Linked DNA regions of Homo sapiens: region 1 is linked to region 2. A link is an interaction called in ENCODE POLR2A ChIA-PET data of the cell type or tissue named here. Cell type or tissue: OCI-LY7. All regions are shown on one strand. Region 1 overlaps FYCO1 (FYVE and coiled-coil domain autophagy adaptor 1). Region 2 has its middle 68 kb from the start of XCR1.

Region 1 (2,500 bases), 140 kb after region 2:
AGTGATCCACCCACCCCGGCTTCCCAAAGTGCTGGGATTATAGGCATGAGCCACAGCACCCAGTGTTTTTTTCATTTTTGCCTCAAACCTGCTCTCACATTTTTCCGTGACATATGCTGGAGAGTGTTTGTGGGCAGATGACTGGTACAGGAACATTTCTACAGTGGCCTTCCTACTAAGTGGTTTGCACAGTCGGACACAAGGCCCCTGGTTGGAAACCCAGTGCCTGCTGCAAGCCCTTGAGCACTGGGAGGTTCTTTCCCACGCATCAGTGGATTAAGGGAAAATGCAGGTCAGACAGACTCCTGCTTTCAAAAATACATGAATAAGTACTGCCTGTGTCTTACAGAGCAAGGATTTAGTGGCATAGAAGTGTGTTTTCTGTTATTAGGTTCTTTCTTAATAAGATTTTTCCTTCTAAATAAGGGACCTCAGAGAATATGCAAGAGGTTGAAACCTCTCTAAGCCCCTGACTTTGAGAAGTCTCTTAGGTTGTACATTCCATTTCGTCTGTAAGCCTTCCTCTACTTTTTTGGAATGTTCCAGCAACCAACCATTTCTCTCAACTCTGGACAGAATAGCTGTCAGTTGAGTGACCACTTAAATTGTGCCTCAGCAGCTTGTTCTGCATAGCTGCACTCTCTCACTTTCCCAAGGGCCCTTACCCAGCCTATGCATAACAGTGTGTTGTGTCTCTTCTCTCCTGATCTGCCTCTGCTGCCCAGGAGCAAATACAGACTACAGGCCACCGGACGACGCTGTGTTTGATATCATCACAGATGAGGAATTGTGCCAGATACAGGAGTCCGGCTCCTCTTTGCCTGAAACACCCACTGAAACTGATTCTCTCGACCCAAATGCGGCTGAACAGTGAGTAGAGGTCACCCCCATTTCCTGAGTGCTCATTACAGGCCTGGCCCCTGTGCTTTCTTATCAAAGGATGAGGAAAGTGAGACACTGGAAGCAGGATTGACTGTCCTTGCCTAAGGGAACAGTGCTTGCGATGGCCTTGAAGAGCATCGGCGCTCGGGAAGTTGTCAGTGTTGAGCCTTGCAGAGAGTTCCTGAGAGATGTCAGTGGCCCCAGGTTTCAGCATCACTATTAAGGCCTGTCTTTCTTGGCTTGAGCGACTATATTAGTTTGCTTGGGTGCTATATAAAATACCGCAGACCGGGTGGCTTAAATAACAGAAATTTACCTTCTCACAGCTCTGGAGGCTGGAAGTGCAAGGTCAGGTGCTGGCAGGGCTGGTTTCCTGCAAGATGCTTCTCCTTGGCTTGCAGATATCTGCCCCCTTGCTGCCTCTTCATGTGGCTGTCCCCTGTTGCATGCCCCTGGTGTGTCTCCATGTCTCTCAGTCTCCTCTTCTTACAGACACTGGTCGATTGGATTAGGGCCCACCCTAGCGGCATCATCTTAACTTAATCATTCCTCTACAGGCCTCATCTCCAAATGCAGTCACAGTCTGAGGTACTGGTGCTTAGGGCTTCAGCATGTGAATAATTGGGGCATGGGGAGACGATTCAGCCTATAACAGCAACCCTTGCTGGGCCGCCCTTGGCAATTGCTCAGAGCAACATGCTGCTCTTTAAAAGCCTTGCTCCCAGGCCCCTGTGCTCCTGGTCTTACTCACCTTACCACCTACCCACCTGGCTTGCTGAGTGATGAAGGCAGAGTATGGCTTAGTGCTAATGGAATGAAGCATGCCCTAGGGACCACTGGACTATAGGGGTTGGGAGAACACTGCAGGCTAATACTGTCAGGGAACGCATCAGAGCAGGGGTGTCCAGTCTTTTGGCTTCCCTGGACCACACTGGAAGAAGAATTGTTTTGGGCCACACATAAAATAAACTAACACTAACAATAGCTAATGAGCTTTAAAAAAATCGCCTTACCCCCCCCAAAAAATGTCATAACGTTTCAAGAAAGTTTATGAATTTGTGTTGGGCTGCATTCAAAGTCATGGGCTGCATGCGGCCTATGGGCCACAGGTTGGATAAGCTTGCTTCAGAGGAAGGTGTTCCAGGAAGGGAAGGCAAGGCCCAAAGTCACAGAGGCAACAGTGAGTAGGGGCTGTCTTGGGTCTCCAGTTTGGTGATTGGATTGGCTTTGTCCATGAGGCTCCAGCACGGTGAGTTTAGTTCATCTTTTGGAAACACTAATCAGGCTTGGCGAGGATGCCATGAGAAAGGAAGCTCGGATTTAGTTGCAATTGTCTCTGATAGATGCGCCCTCTCAGAGGTTCCTTTAGCTGCAGATAAACCCACTCAAAGCCTCAAAGTTTTAGCAGTAAGAAAAATATGGACAGGCCTATTACTCTGTACCCTGTGGAACCCAAGGGACTTTCCACTCACCTAGCCTGCACTTTGCCCTAGCACTGGTATTTTATGCTGCTTTTAATCAGTGACCTGGATCCACTGAACCTTCCTGACTGCCGCAAGAATGCTATAGCTTACACAGGCAGAGCAGGCTTCAGAGGGACAAAGCAGCCACGGCAAGG
Region 2 (2,500 bases):
TTCAATTTACCCATCTAACAAATCTGCATGTGTACCCTCAGAACCTAAAATAAAAGTTGAGATAGAGGAAAAAAAAGAGTTTGTTGCTTTCAGCCTCTTGATTAGTGAGATGGAAACAAACCATCAATACACAATGCTGTCTGGCTTCCTCTGTGTGGAAAGTGCGGATAGGGATTGAGAGGGTCCTACTTGCCAAGGCCACAAGTTTGGGATGAGTCAGCTGCATCATACATCAGCAGATGAGCTGTGAGGCAGGGATGCTCCAATGGGCACAGAGCAGCCAGACCCACAACCTGCCCTGAAGCCACTCAGAGATCACAGTTCAGTTACAGGGTACATGGTGGGCGGCCTAAGAATGGGGAGAAACTGGGGACCTAGGACCCAGGACCTGGCCACACTGAGTGGACGAGATCAGCTTCAGGTCCCGGGAAAGTTCTTCCCAGAAGGCAAAAATGATTCCTGAAGCATATGGTCATTGTGATACCTTGGCTGGCAATATAATCTGTAGTCCAAACCAGGGACAGTGTTGAGAATAGAAAGCCAAAATCACTTAATAGGCCTTAACTGATCTGTGGTATGCATTAACCAGTTGTCGGCAAGTCCAGAACTGTGGACCTTCTCCTAACCCTGTGAGTGGACATCTGCCAGGTAAGCTGGCCACAAGCAGACTGCACTGGAACACTTAGGGTCTCCATTTTGGCCTAGATGATCCTCAGGTCAGGATTCAGACATGTTGGGCAGCATCAGAAGGACAGGGTGGGTGATTGTGGTCCTTGATAGCAGGCATAGGGCTTCAATAAGGAGTGAAAGCTCCTGTAAAGCAACTACTGACTGTTGACAGTGAACGGATTCATCAGAAACTCAACTCAGGCTGGGCGCGGTGGCTCAAGCCTGTAATCCCAGCACTTCGGGAGGCTGAGGTGGTTGGATCACGAGGTCAGGAGATGGAGACCATCCCGGCTAACACGGTGAAACCCTGTCTCTACTAAAAATACAAAAAATTAGCCAGGCGTGGTGGCAGGAGCCTGTAGTCCCAGCTACTCCAGAGGCTGAGGCAGGAGAATAGTGTGAACCAGGGAGGCAGGGCTTGCAGTGAGCCCCACTGCACTCCAGCCTGGGCATCAGAGCGAGACTCCGTCTCAGAAAAAAAAAAAGAAAGAAAGAAAGAAACTCAACTCAAACCAGCTTTAGCAAAAAAGGGAATCTGTGGGCTGTGTAACCAAATCACACAGAGTACAGAGGTGCAGCTAAACCCAAGGACAACTGGATTCGAAGATTTGAATATTGCCAGGACTTCCTCTTTCTTCACCTACATCTTCGTCAGCTTGGGTTGCTATGACAAGTTACTATAGACAGGGTGGCTTAAACAATAGGCATCTATTTCACAGCTCTGGAGGCTGGGAAGTCCAAGATCAAGGTGGAGACGGATTTGGTTCTAGTGATGTCCCCCTTCCTGGCTTGCAGATGGCCAGCATCTCAGTATGTGTTCCTATGACAATTCTTTGTGTGTGCACACTTGAAGAGAGAGTTTCAGTGTGTCCTCTTCCTCTTCTTTTAAGGGCACTAATCCCATCATGACTTCATCTAAACCCAATTACCTCCCAAAGTCCCCACCTTCCAAATACTATCACATAGGAGGTTAGGACTTGAACATATGAATTTGGGGTGAGGGACACAAACATTCAGTCCATAACAACCTATGTCTCTGATTCTCTCTGCATATTGGACTCATTCTCTCAGTCCAGCTGTCCCCACAAAGTCAAAGCCATGCCTGCAGGCAGCTCTGAACCAACAATGGCAGGGAGGAGAATCAGCATCCTCACCAGCTCCAGGTGGAAAAAAATCCCAGAGAAGGCTCGTGATTGGCTTTGTGGGCCCACTTGCCCATTCCTGGCCAATTGCTTTGGCCAAAGGGATGAGGCCACTGTGATTGGCCCAGGCAGATCGTGTGTTCATCCTCACACCACAGGGATGGTTGGATTGGTGAAAAAGCAGCTTTCCCCCAGAATGGGAAGGCTGTTGTAGGCAAGCCAAGCAATGAATGCCCATTGCAAAGGGAGCTGGAAGTGGTTAAGGGATGAAGCAAGGGCTGTGCTAAATGGAACTATTGGCCAGTCTCTGTAAGATGCCTGGGGCTGCTTAGAAATACTTTAGGGGACTTACTTTGCAAGGAGCTGAAATCATGAAATAACATGTTGTAAACCAAAGAAATGTGTTCATTACTGTTAATATAGGGGCTGAAGTACCCTGGTACTATGATATCTGCAATTTACTTAAAAATATATTGGCACTGAAAATGTAATCTAAGTGTGGGTGTAGCCTTTTAAATCTTCACTCCAGAGGAAGCCAGTTGCCCTAATCAAGACAACTCCAGGGTGGTAATTAGAGTGTAATCGGAAGGCCATACCCCAGACGGACACCCACAAGTGCTTCAGCTGTCTTCTTCTCTGATTAGTGCCAGCAGTTTTGTTCATTAATATAATGAACATGGACATGAGTT

Evidence for each region. ChIA-PET counts read pairs that join two places held together with the same protein. Peaks named below come from ENCODE experiments on the same cell type or tissue, not always from the same donor. Only the 100,000 strongest peaks of a DNase experiment are listed, where the experiment ranks them.
Region 1: POLR2A ChIA-PET joins it to region 2 with 5 read pairs; 2 of 35 experiments call an interaction of 5 or more read pairs at or near these places.

What each region holds. Positions count from the first base shown.
Region 1 is chr3:45,953,619-45,956,118 of GRCh38, reverse strand. It overlaps FYCO1 (FYVE and coiled-coil domain autophagy adaptor 1), which reads left to right. Exons shown (of 18, transcript NM_024513.4): 14 at 726-870. Among named protein-coding and RNA genes, the nearest start is that of CXCR6, 11 kb to the right of the region's middle. In OCI-LY7, no CTCF peak of the experiment used is centred here; no DNase peak of the experiment used is centred here.
Region 2 is chr3:46,094,280-46,096,779 of GRCh38, reverse strand. No RefSeq gene overlaps it. Among named protein-coding and RNA genes, the nearest start is that of XCR1, 68 kb to the right of the region's middle. In OCI-LY7, no CTCF peak of the experiment used is centred here; a DNase peak (open chromatin) is centred at 1,279; H3K27ac peaks cover 1,664 bases.